3 separate regions of the Homo sapiens genome follow, and all the other regions are linked to region 1. The links are chromatin contacts, found by Hi-C or POLR2A ChIA-PET in ENCODE. All regions are on one chromosome and are shown on one strand. The core of a region is the stretch at or near the end of the contact, and the rest is flanking DNA. Distances in the headings are between cores, read along the strand shown. Region 1 overlaps STAT3 (signal transducer and activator of transcription 3). Region 2 overlaps RAB5C (RAB5C, member RAS oncogene family). Region 3 overlaps ATP6V0A1 (ATPase H+ transporting V0 subunit a1).

Region 1 (4,191 bases), core at 925-3,424:
GCCTCCCCTTCTCCCCAAGATAATATCTTTTAATATGGAATTTCATCCCTAGGGCAGGACTTTTTTTTTATTATCCCTCAGAAATATACTGGACACCACGTTTAAGTAGACATCCAACATCTGCTGTCATAAATTGTTTTGAATTTTTTGACATACTTGCCCATGAGGTTTTTGAAGGCATAGACCATGTCTTAGCTGAACATGTGGTCTCTTAGTGCCATAAAGGGGGTTTATGGTATGACCTGTGTAGTGTCACCTGTGTAGTGACAGCACCACTGCCTCTGTTTCCCTTCCTCTTGTGATGGCAGCAGCGTCTCAAGCCAAACAAGAAGGGTAGTTAGGGTGGGATGGAAGCTGGGTAGAGGTATTCCTCTCCCCATAGTTCTGTGTTCACATGTGCATTGACCTCCTTTTTGGCAGCAAGGGGGCCAGGCCAACCACCCCACAGCAGCCGTGGTGACGGAGAAGCAGCAGATGCTGGAGCAGCACCTTCAGGATGTCCGGAAGAGAGTGCAGGTGATGCAAGTTACAAGCCTCGGGCAGGGAGCTTTCATTAATTTTTTTTTTTTTTTTTGAGACAGGGTCTTGCTCTGCCACTCAGGCTGGGCTGCAGTGGCATGATCACAGCTCACTGCAGCCTCGACCTCTCAGGCCCAAGCGATCCTCCTACCTCATCCTCCCAAGTAGCCGGGACCACAGGCATGCACCACCACGCCCAGCTAATTAAAAAAAAAAAATTTGTAGAGATGGGGGTCTCCCTGTGTTGTCCAGGCTGATCATGAACTCCTGGGCTCAAGTGATCCTCCCAACTCAGCCTCTCAAAGTGCTGGCATTACAGGCGTGAGCCACTGCACCTGGCCAACAGGGAGCCTTCTCTTGGGGATACTGCCTGCAGGTCCTGCATGTATCTTTTTTGAGGTTTTGGCTTCATTTGAATTCTCCTCAGAAACTTTATATTTTCTGTTCCCAAGGAAATCTTTCTTTACTTCTGTTTTTTTGTTTGCTTATTTTAAACAGGATCTAGAACAGAAAATGAAAGTGGTAGAGAATCTCCAGGATGACTTTGATTTCAACTATAAAACCCTCAAGAGTCAAGGAGGCAAGTGAATATTAGAGATGTTAAAATCTCTAGAAAGTGAGTTTGTGTTGTTGAGTTGAAAGACTCATTTGTCTTAACTCTGTTTAGATCTTAAGGCGGGCGGGGCGCAAGGGAGGTACGGGTCCTCAAAGGAGCCTGGTCATTAAGGACAGGAGTATTCCCTCAGGTCCAGGAGTATTCCCTCAGGTCCAGGAGTATTCCCTCAGGTCAAGGAGTATTCCCTCAGGTCAAGGAGTATTCCCTCAGGTCCAGGAGTATTCCCTCAGGTCCAGGAGTATTCCCTCAGGTCCAGGAGTATTCCCTCAGGTCCAGGAGTATTCCCTCAGGTCCAGGAGTATTCCCTCAGGTCAAGGAGTATTCCCTCAGGTCCAGGAGTATTCCCTCAGGTCCAGGAGTATTCCCTCAGGTCCAGGAGTATTCCCTCAGGTCCAGGAGTATTCCCTCAGGTCCAGGAGTATTCCCTCAGGTCAAGGAGTATTCCCTCAGGTCCAGGAGTATTCCCTCAGGTCCAGGAGTATTCCCTCAGGTCCAGGAGTATTCCCTCAGGTCAAGGAGTATTCCCTCAGGTCCAGGAGTATTCCCTCAGGTCCAGGAGTATTCCCTCAGGTCCAGGAGTATTCCCTCAGGTCCAGGAGTATTCCCTCAGGTCCAGGAGTATTCCCTCAGGTCCAGGAGTATTCCCTCAGGTCCAGGAGTATTCCCTCAGGTCCAGGAGTATTCCCTCAGGTCAAGGAGTATTCCCTCAGGTCCAGGAGTATTCCCTCAGGTCCAGGAGTATTCCCTCAGGTCCAGGAGTATTCCCTCAGGTCAAGGAGTATTCCCTCAGGTCAAGGAGTATTCCCTCAGGTCAAGGAGTTTTTTCTTCCTTCGCAGACATGCAAGATCTGAATGGAAACAACCAGTCAGTGACCAGGCAGAAGATGCAGCAGCTGGAACAGATGCTCACTGCGCTGGACCAGATGCGGAGAGTAAGGGCATAGGTCGGACCACTTCCCCCATGTGTCTCGCTCACTTGCGGGATTTCAGCGTCTTGTGGCAGAACTTGCTTGGTTTCTAAGAAGTTCCTGCTCTGGAGTTGACTAAAGAATGTGGTTAGAGACAGTCTGAGGAAATGTTTTCTGACTTTGTTTTGGTTTCCAACCAGAGCATCGTGAGTGAGCTGGCGGGGCTTTTGTCAGCGATGGAGTACGTGCAGAAAACTCTCACGGACGAGGAGCTGGCTGACTGGAAGAGGCGGCAACAGATTGCCTGCATTGGAGGCCCGCCCAACATCTGCCTAGATCGGCTAGAAAACTGGTAAAGGATGAAAGAAGCTTTTCCTTTCTTTCTCGAAAGCTAGATTGAATTCTGATCTTAACTGCAGGCCCACAGAATTGGTACTATATCTCCAACGTGGGGACTTTTCCATATTCAAATTTAGCCCAAGAATTAAAGTTTTTACTTTATTTCGGCCAGGCGCTGTGGCTCACACCTGTAATCCCAGCACTTTGGGAGACCAAGATGGGCGGATCACTTGAGGTCAGGAGTTTGAGACCAGCCTGGCCAACATGGTGAAAACACATCTCTACTAAAAACATAAAAAAATTAGCCGGGCGTGGTGGTGCGCACCTGTAGTCCCAGCTACTCTGGGCGGCTGAGGCAGGAGAATCACTTGAACCTGGGATATGGAAGTTGCAGTGAGCGGAGATCTTACTACCGCACACCAACCAGCCTGGGAGACAGAGTGAGACTCCATCTCAAAAAAATAAAAATAAAATAAAGTTTTTACTTTATTTGGAGAAACTTTGTTTTAAAAAATGTATTTATATTATTATATTTTAAGTATATTTTACTTAATAATTCAATTAAGGCTTTTGGTTTAACTGTATTTAACAGATAGACAAACCTTTTAATTTTAGTTATTTTAGTAATCTAAAATGACACATGCCCTTTTTAAGGGAAAAAATTCAAATACAGAAAATTAATCAAGAGAAGAAAAAATTTTTAAATGAAATCATCAGCAGTACTAGTAGTTAAAATTTAGTTGATGCTCAATCTAGACATCTGTCATTATGTATATACACATTATGTATATACACATAAAGATAGAAATTTATACAGTTTATATTAGGATCATTTTTTTTTCTTTTTTTGGAGTCAGGGTCTCACTGTGTTACCCAGTCTAGAGTACAGTTATGCAGTCATGGCTCACTGGAGCCTTGACCTCCTGGGCTCAGGCAGTCTTCCCACCTTAGCCTTCTCAGTAGCTGGGACTACAGGCATGCACCACCACACCTGGCTAATTTTTAAATTTTTTATAGAGACAGGGTCTTACTTTGTTGCCTGGGCTGGTCTCAAATTCCTGGGCTCAAGGGATCATCCCACTTCGGCCTCTCAAAAGCTCTGGAATTATAGATGTGAGCTGCCGTGCCCAGCCCAGGATCTTCCTTTATATGCTTTTCTGTAATTTGCACTTTTACCTTCATCCAGCATATCTTACTGCAACCCTTCCTGTGCAAGGCCCTATAGTGAGCATGTTGCACCAGCTTGCCTTAGGAGAAACTTGAGATACAGAGCCTGCACTGGAAATTTAGCGCAACTCTACATGAGAATGCCTGTCTATTCATATCCTCACTAACCCTGAGTGTTGTTAATTTACTGAAAGCAGTTTTAAATGCTTCCTGACCAGGGAACGAAGAAGCTTAAGTTCTGGGAATGGGAGGATAGAAGTGCCAGAAAAGAGCTCAGGAGTTCAGAAATCCCTGCAGCGGTCCCCCTCCCTCTCCTTTCACTTTCTGTCTTTCTGGTCTTTTGGTCTTTGTTACACTAGTGATAAACCATCAAAGAATGATGGAATGATGCTAACTTCTCTCTTTTTTTAATTTTTTTGAGACAGAGTCTCACTCTGTCACCCAGGTTAGAGTGCAGTGGCATGATCTTGGCTTACTGCAACCTCCTCCTCCCAGGTTCAAGCGATTCTTAGTCACAACCTTCCAAGTAGCTGGGATTACAGGCCCATGCCACCATGCCTGGCTATTTTTTTGTATTTTAGTAGATCGACCTGCCTCGGCCTCTCAAATTTTTGGGATTACAGGTGTCAGCCACTGCACCTG
Region 2 (4,191 bases), core at 1,046-3,545, 200 kb after region 1:
CTAGAGGAAGTCTCTAAAGCAAACAGGAAGTACACGAGACACTCATCAGCTGGAATTGCTCACCCTTTTACCAGGAAGGACAAAACATATGAAGTGGGTGACTTCGTGGATTAGAGGAAAGGTGAAACTTTCAAAGGGAGGTTAGGGGGAGGAATTGCAGCAGCATCTAGTGTCTTGGAGAAGGCTCCAGTTGCTGAGTGAAGCTGAAGACCCCTCCCACATTCATGGACTTACACATGCACACTTACGAGTTGTGCACAGCACTGATCGGGGGTGCCTTTCTGTCTCTTGGATTTCTCCCTCCTTCGTATATCAACTGTAGCTCTTGTGCTTCGATCAACTGCTTAAAATCACTGGGAACTTATTTTTAAAATACTGATTTCTGGACTCCACCTCTAGAGATTCTAATTCAGTTGGTCAGGGTATTTTCTAAAGGCCCTGGGTGATTCTGGTGAAGAAGAGTTTGACTGGAGGCTGAAATAGAAGGATCACTTGAGCCTGGGAGGTCAAGGCTGCAGTGAATCGTGATTGCATCACTGCTCTAGCCTGGGCAACAGTGAGACTCTATCTCCAAAAAAAAAAAAAAAAAATTACAGGTGGCTCACACCTGTAATCCCAGCACTTTTGGAGGTTGAGGCAGGAGTTTGATACCAGCCTGGCCAGCGTGGTAAAACCCCGCCGCTACAAAAAATACACAAAAATTTAGCCGGGTGTAATGACGTATACCTATAGTTCCAGCTACTCCTAGAAGCTGAGGCATTAGAATCGCTTGAGCCTGGGTGGCAGAGGTTGCAGTAAGCAGAGATCGTGCCACTGCACTCCAGCCTGGGTGAGAGAGCGAGATTCTGTCTCAAAAAAAAAAAAAAAAAACTTAAGAAAAAAAAAGAATTTGAGACCCACTGACCTGTAGTGTCCAGAGCAGAGGGAACCCCGGAGCAGGGAAGAACAGTGTCCCATTTTTCTTTCTCTTTCTCTTCCATCCTTGGCCCAGAAGTGCCTGTGCACAGGGCCAGGGTGTTTAGGAGCTTAGATCCCTTCTGCGCTTTCATGTGCATTGTATTAATAGGAAAATAGTGTGACTCCAAGTCCTTATACATTCTCTCCCCTTTCCTGTGGAAGACATGAGGTTGGGACTGGTGCTTGTTCTTAGTGGCCTCTGAACAAGCCAGGGTTCTGATTTGGATGGTGGGTCCATGGCAAGGAGAATCTTTCTCCCTAGATCTGAAGCTCCAGCACGGCCATTGTACTTGTGAAAAAAAGTCAACTTTTTTTTGAGACAGAGTCTTACTCTTTTGCCCCAAGCTGGAGTGCAATGGCGCGATCTCAGCTCACTGCAATCTCTGCTTCCTGGGTTCAGGCAATTCTTGTGCCTCAGCCTCCCAAGTAGCTGGGATTACAGGCGTGTACCACCACGTTGGCTAATTTAAAAAAATCAACTTTGACTGTAACTTTAGCTCTTATGGAGAATTTGATTTTTGTCTCAAAGAAGACTTTGAAAACTATGTCAGTTTTGGCTATAATTCCATCACCTGACTGCACAAGTGGATAATTTTTGCCAGGGGTTCAAAAAGAAAGATTGCCAGTAAGACACACATCCCTGGGAGGCAGGACAGCTCAGTGAATGCATTCACCTTTACTACCTGCCATGTCTTCAGTTTCCCAGGCTTGGGAGGAGAGGGTATAATGCTTCCTGGGGCTCTCGGTCTGGCCTTCCCCTGGCTTAGACACCCTCATATCTCCGTGCGCCCTTCCTAGCAAAATTGGCTTCCTTGGGCTTTATTGACTGCAAAGGTTGGACACCACTGCTCATTTGATCACCAAGCAGGGCCAGGCAAACCACTAGGCAACAGACCGTAAAAAGTGCTGGGTGTGCCTGCTCAGGTATCTCTGGAAGGCAGGATCAGTGACCAGGCAGAACATGTCACCAGCTAGTTCATGCCAGGGAGAGCCTGTCTCAGTTCATTGGGATGGCCAGAGTCTGTTCACCAACAGTCTTGGAGAAAGTGTTACAAATAACCCTGTCAGTACTCTTAGCTACTGTTTACTCAACATGATGTGTGTGAGACAGCTGGCAAACACTGCCATTAACCCTGGTGTGCCCCATATTAGTGATGAGAACACTGAGGCTCAGCTCAGGTGGCTTCTACAAAGTGATTCAGAAGTGGCAGGAGACAGTCACATCTGTGGTGCCGAAAGCCAGTGCCTGTGCTCACTCTCTCTCTGCCAGATGCTCTAGCCCTGGCTGTGCTTCAGTGGGTGTGCTTCACCTGCAGATGCTGGGCTCTGTGCCAAACCTTCATGAGAATCTCGAGGGGCTGGCTGCACAGATGACTTCAATGTACAGACACCGTTGAGAACCACTGCAGGAGAGTTATTTGTCTCCCCTTCTGGCTTGTTTTTAAAAATCACATTCTGTTCCTCTAACCCTGTGGTTTGGTAGTGACAAGACTTAGATCTGTTACCTGTATTTTTCTCGACCTGTAGGTGCTGGTTACTTCCCAGCTCGGTACCCTAAGCACCAGCTGCTTTGGTTTTTTTGGAATCAGAGACTTGGTTTTCTATTACCATCTCCCAGTCCATTCATACCTCCTCCTCCAGTGCCCCAGCCACAGACCATTGCTCAGCCAAGACTCTGTGTCACGTGGATTCATGGTAATAACCAACTTGTAATTCCACTGTGGTTTTCCCTCTGTTGCTGTCGCCCTGCCTGGCTCTGGGCGGCTCCTCCCACTGTTGAGGGCACTCAGAAACTGCAAGATTACTGTGACTGTTGCTAGAGCCAGCTAGAGCTAGACCTTCCTGGACCAGCAAAGTTGCTGCCACAAAAAAAGAGAGTTTCATTCACCTAGCAGCCCTAAACCAAACATAGGGCAGGCACTGCCTCCATTGTTCTTCCACAGCAGGGAGGATGGCATCATGTCTATGGTGGGTCTGGGGGGTTCTGTCACCTGTAGGCTGGGTGACCATGAGCAGGACATTTAATATATGAATGTTAAATTATCTATCTGAAAAATGGAGGTTGTCGTAAAGCTTGAAGGAGATAATAGTTGTGCAATTGGGAAGCTGAGGCGGGAGGGTTGCTTGAGGCCAGGAGTTGGAGACCAGCCTGGGCAACACAGTGAGACTCCATCTCTGCAAAAAAAAAAGAAAGAAAGAAAGAAAGAAAATTTTAATTAGCTGGGTGTGGTGGTGTATACCTGCTGGAGGCTGAGGCAGTAGGATCTTGGAAGCTGCAGTGAGCTGTGATCACACCGCTGCACTCTAGCCTGGGCAACACAGTGAGACCTTGTTTCTTTAAAAAAAAAAATTATTTCCTTCCATCAGCACTCTTTGAGTTCCTAGTATGCACATAGGCACTGTGAGGAAGGCATCTCTAAGAAGCAGAAAGCACAGACCTTGTCTCTTCATTGACTGAGGTGAAATGAGAAAGCGTCTTAAACTATGAAAAATTGAAATGACATAACTTTGAAATATTTACATGGTATTTCTGGTTGCTAATTGAGACCCACCACCCCGTACTTCCTTCCTTGTACTTTTGGGGAAGAGGTGGGCCCCATTTCAAACCTCTTTTCCTTTGGTTCTCTCCAGAAAGGAAACTGTTGTTTCTGGCTAGTGAATCATTCTTCCTGAAGCTCACTTTTTAAATGAGTTGCTGGGAGAACTTGGATGTGGAAAACGATTTGAGGTTGAACAAAACAAGCCCTTTGCTGTCAGCTTCTTGCATGAATGTGGACCATTTGCTTCCCACAGATACCTCCTGTTCATCCACATTGCTGTCCCTTAACCATGAGGGAATGTACTTCCCTTGCTCAGGGGCAGATCGGGGCTCTCCCTGGGATCTTAGACTCCATTATGCAAAGGGCAGCCTAATAAAAACCTTTTCTTTCCAACCCAGGTTCAAATGCTGAACAGTGTTCAGTACTTAATACCTACTCACAGGACCTGTTTGTAAAACATTCTGTATATATTCTGATGTCTGTTGACATCAGATGTATATGTCTGATGAGACATCCACTTATGTCTTCTAGAGGCTTCTAGAGATAGGCTCCTCATGTGTCTGCAATTCCAAAACTTAACAAAAACAAAAAGTTGAGCCTCTGAAGCTGTCACTAACCAAGTGATTCAGATGTCGGGACTGGAACACCAGCTGTTGGGGATGCAGGACTTGGTCTCTGCCCTCCCACACCTCCT
Region 3 (4,191 bases), core at 1,262-3,761, 180 kb before region 1:
ATGGGGCACACGGCCCTCACAGGGACTCACTCTTCAAACTTCCCTTCCCGAATATGCTCGAAGGAGAAGGGTAAGAACTTGAAACCGGTCCCGCTGTAGAATTTATTCTGGAACTCAACCCTGGAGAAAGAGAAGAAGAAAGCTGTCATTCAATAGAAACTTTGTGAAGCTTTTTAGGACTTCACAGTTGGGCAGGAAAGATGCCCCGTGCCCACCTCACCCCGAGCCTCCCTTCCCTGGGGAAGCTAGAGAAAGCCCAGAGTGCAGAGATCCCACTTTTAAGGCCTGGGATCAAGAGTTCGACGCACGGAGGAAGGGATTTGCCCTCAGTTCCCAATCTTGCTCTGTCCTGCCGAGCAGTGTGTTTATGCACAACTCTCTGCAGAGAGGCATGTGCAAAAAAAGTTCAGTTACCTTGAGCCTAACATCGTTAATGAACAAGTGGCCCCCATCGCCCCCTCCTGGCAGGGGATCACACAGCCCACCTCTAAGGGAAGCCCCTCCAGAGACACTGGGCAAGCACCTCTGTTTGCTTGTTATTTTTCCTTGGGGGAGCAAAAGGGCGAGCTTGGAGTGAATGTTGAAGGCTTTCCATTTAAGGAAGGAAATTCCAAGGAAAGAGGGGGAGTTAGGAGGGGAAGTCTTCTCAAAGCAATGGCAAAAATATTCTCCAACCACAAAAACATCTGAGAAAGAATTCTTCTCTTGGGGACTAAAAAGAAAAAGCCTGAGCTCCCTTCCCAGCAGTTCAGCATCCATGCCTGATGGTCTCTGTGGGGCCCTTTCACTCTCAGGGAGGGTGGGAGGAAGACTGTCCCATAAGCAGAGCGAGGCTGCTTGGCTGTGCTTCCTCCTGCAAACTCACCCTGGACAGCTGCCCAGCAACCAAACCACACCAAATAAGGGCAGAAAAATGCATGATTCAGGGGATAAAAAGGCCAAGGAGAGCTGCCCTGAGGAATAGTTTCCACATGGTGCTGTGTGACCCTGGAGGCACCGGAGCCCCTATAAGAACAGGCAGGCGTGGGGGCTGGGGCAGGCTCCAGGTGACAGGTCACGTGCAGGGTGAGGGCTTTGAGGCGCTTTAAAGCTTCAGGAACCCTCTAGTTCCCTAACTCAGCTTTTACAAATGGAGATTCCTCCCTCCAAGCCAAGAAGGCAGGAATTAAGAGAACAGGGGCTGGGAGGTGGCTGGGGCCCAAAGGTTACAGACTGTTTGCCAGTGGCACTGGGAGTTCCTCAGAGGCCCCTTCACTGGGGTGCAGGCTGAGGAGCACCCCCTTGAAGAAGAGCGCAACCGAATTTTCTGAGTGGGAGTAAAAGCAGTCAGCTTTCTTCCCCACATCCCCACATTCCACAGGGGTGGGCCAAGGTCCTCCAGGAAAAACAGGACTCAGGAGGGGGAGGACACAGAGCTTCCAACTGACGTTAGCTGACGGTTCCCACCAGAGCAATTCCAAACCAGGACCTGGATTCACCCACGTCCCAACACCCCACCAAAACTACTTCTCCAAGTTCCAGCTACTGAGACCACCTCTGAGGGAACGCGGTGGGGCCTAGCAGTGGGTTCCTGCTTCTCACCCACTTGTGTTAGGTTTGAATTCTTCATGTTGAATAGACTGTGTTCCCATGTGGCAAGGGTTATTTCAGAACAGCTGAAACGAGATTTACATGTCCCCTTTTCATTCAACAATACATAGCCAGAGAGTGGACAAGTCACCTGAGGGTCCCAGGCCATTACCTAGGAGTGAATGTCAGCCTTGGTAGGGTATGCTGACCCCCGACTCCAGTGAGGTGTCCAGAACTCTGACCCCCACCCCCTCCTGGCTAATCACAAAACCATTCTAATCTTCAAACTGGGCAAATGGAGCAGCAGCTTTGTTTTCAGATGCCTGTGGGGGCACCGCCCTTTTCTTGGCACCCCTCCAGTCACCTTATCTACCCATGGGGGCCCAGCAAGGAGGAAGAGGGATATATGCCTGGGAGGGGCACATCAATTGTACTGTGTGAGCAGACAGGTGGCCTCCCTGACATACTGCCCAATACTGCCCCTCCCACCAGCTGCTGCTTTAGAGACTTAGAGCGGCCAGAACTGGGACATCTTGGGTCTATCTTGAGGTCAGCCTGATTTCACCTCCTTCCGTGGCCACCCTCACCCCAACCACCCAGCACAAAGCTGGAAAGCAATTTCCCTGCTAGTCTCCCCACTCTCTCCCGCTGAACTGGGGAAATGTGTGCTTCCTGAGAAAGTACAAACATGAAGTTCCCCAGGGCAAGGGGGGCCCCATCTGCCATCCTAGGTTCTTCCTTCTTTTTGGGCATCTCCACTGCTCTGCTCAGGGAGCCTCCAAAGTCTTGCCATGCCCCAAGACACTGAAATGCACCTCTAGAATTCAACAGCTGTGAGGAGAGCCTCAGGACGCCAGATGAGTGTCTCTATCATCTCTTCCAGCTCCAGCACTTGGCAAAGGCCACCTGGTGACTCAGAGGGATTAACTGGGGCCAAAAGACATCATTCATGCCACGTAACAGGAACTCTGTTTCCTCGAGTGGGTGAAGGAGGAAGGAGTCTTGGGGCCGCTTCCCTTCCCTGGTGGGGGTTGTGACTGAGGGCAGGCAGTCTGGAAAGACAATTCTGGGCTGAGCTGTTTATGTAGCCTGTTCTGCCACTCTCTGTGCCGTTCAGGGCCTACAACACACATCTGTCTGACGGCCTGAATATCAGGGCAATGATGGCAGCCTGGAACTACATTTCAAGAGTTCTGAGTTCTCCTGGGCAGCCATTCCCTCAACTGCTCCATGCTGTCATGCCGTGGCAACACTGCATTCCTAACAAGAAGCTGGTCCCCGATTCTGTCCCTTTAATCACCACCCAATCTGTGAGTGTACAGGTAGGTGTACATCTATGTGTATGTGGAATTCGCTAGGTAAGGAGAGACCAGGTTCCTTGGAAGGTATGCCCTGGGGCAATAGTTCTGCATAAAAATCAGTTTGATGTTTACAGTGATAACTACAATCAAATCCCTGTCTCATGCCTTCTCTGAGGAAGAAAAGATGTCTAATTATGGTAGGTAAGAAGCCAAGCACACTTCATGTGGCAGGAGGGAGGAAAAGAGAGAAAACTCAGGAGACAGAATTAGCAGATTAATACATTAGCCTGCTCACTGTTTTCAAACACATCACCCCCCTTCCTATGATGCTGCATGAATCTCACACTAGTGGTTTATATGTTATCGAATCAAATGTTTTTCTTATTGTCCCCACTGAGGAGACCAGAACTTGTATAATGGGGCAGCCCTTGAATCAGGAAACAGCAGGGATAAAGTGGGAGGTATGAAGATGCCTAGGATGGATGCCAGGAAGAACAGCAGCACCATCCCTACAGCTGGTTCAGCAGCCCCAGAGGCTCCACCCCTGGTAAGAGGGCCACAGCTCAGAACGCCTCCTGCAGTCCTGGGCCACAGGGAAGATCCAGGCATCCTGGACGCACAGCCGCATTTTGCCAGGAGGGGGCGCACAAGCACCAATTTCATTCACTTCTGTTTTAGTGGTGGGGGAGGCGCCCCACTCGTGTCACGGGAACAGCCCTCCAAAGACGAGATTCTGGAAGTTGCACAAAGGAGGTTTGCACTGTTTTTTCCTCTCCTACCCAATACTCCTATTGCCAAAATAAATACGACATATATGGGGAGGCTGTTCCTTGCAAACAGCACCTGAGGGCATTCTGATGGTATCCTCTGCCTCCTCTGGGGTCTTCTCTCACTCTAGACAGGCTAAAAGCAGTCTTTTTATGGGGGACCCCAGGCAGACACCCTCTCTCTAGGGCATCCCAGGTTTTTTTGTTGTTGTTGTTGTTGTTGTTGTTTTGAGACGGAGTCTCGGTCTGTCGCCCAGGTTGCAGTGCAGTGGCGCGATCTTGGCTCACTGCAACCTCCATCTCCTGGGTTCAAGCGATTCTCTTGCCTCAGCCTCCCGAGTAGCTGGGATTACAGGCGCCCACCATCACGCCCAGCTAATGTTTGCATTTTTAGTAGAGATGGGGTTTCACCATGTTGTCCAGGCTGGTCTCGAACTCCTGACCTCAGGTGATCTGCCTGCCTCAGCCTCCCAGAATGCTGGGATTATAGGTGTGAGCCATCGCACCCAGTAAGGGCATCCCACTTTTAAGCAGAGCAGCCACTACCCATCCTA

Evidence for each region. Hi-C counts contacts between places; a loop is a spot of excess contacts on that map. ChIA-PET counts read pairs that join two places held with the same protein, here RNA polymerase II (POLR2A). Pooled maps may share reads with other maps.
Region 2: a loop to region 1 is called in a pooled map, with 2.9 times the contacts of the local background. The contact joins two enhancer-like sites. A Hi-C loop is called at or near these places in 1 of 50 pooled maps. POLR2A ChIA-PET finds 5 or more read pairs at or near these places in 6 of 52 experiments (BJ, GM10248, WTC11 and 2 more).
Region 3: a pooled map shows a loop between it and region 1 (2.1-fold over the local background). The contact joins two enhancer-like sites. A Hi-C loop is called at or near these places in 108 of 168 maps with a recorded cell type or tissue (B cell, CD14-positive monocyte, CD4-positive, alpha-beta T cell and 61 more), 35 of 37 single-sample maps with no recorded cell type and 48 of 50 pooled maps. POLR2A ChIA-PET finds 5 or more read pairs at or near these places in 17 of 52 experiments (A549, AG04450, B cell and 13 more).

Annotation. Positions count from the first base shown.
Region 1 is chr17:42,335,639-42,339,829 of GRCh38, reverse strand. It overlaps STAT3 (signal transducer and activator of transcription 3), which reads left to right. Exons shown (of 24, transcript NM_139276.3): 5 at 421-516; 6 at 1,018-1,099; 7 at 1,973-2,067; 8 at 2,244-2,395. Among named protein-coding and RNA genes, the nearest start is that of STAT5A, 49 kb to the right of the region's middle. RefSeq lists a silencer at 1,977-2,026 and an enhancer at 2,157-2,466. Within about 2 kb of position 2,174, at least 6 of the 41 ENCODE cell types and tissues checked have a DNase peak (open chromatin) inside an H3K27ac peak, as active enhancers do; they include CD14-positive monocyte, spleen and tibial artery, where a contact is called at or near this core.
Region 2 is chr17:42,131,660-42,135,850 of GRCh38, reverse strand. All of the region lies in intron 1 of RAB5C (RAB5C, member RAS oncogene family), which reads left to right. Among named protein-coding and RNA genes, the nearest start is that of HSPB9, 11 kb to the right of the region's middle. RefSeq lists enhancers at 1,929-1,978, 2,549-2,598. Within about 2 kb of position 2,295, at least 26 of the 41 ENCODE cell types and tissues checked have a DNase peak (open chromatin) inside an H3K27ac peak, as active enhancers do.
Region 3 is chr17:42,516,956-42,521,146 of GRCh38, reverse strand. It overlaps ATP6V0A1 (ATPase H+ transporting V0 subunit a1), which reads right to left. Exons shown (of 22, transcript NM_001130021.3): 22 at 1-120. The coding sequence ends at 27. Among named protein-coding and RNA genes, the nearest start is that of MIR5010, 4.9 kb to the right of the region's middle. RefSeq lists a silencer at 3,548-3,597 and an enhancer at 4,041-4,191. Within about 2 kb of position 2,511, at least 34 of the 41 ENCODE cell types and tissues checked have a DNase peak (open chromatin) inside an H3K27ac peak, as active enhancers do; they include CD14-positive monocyte, spleen and tibial artery, where a contact is called at or near this core.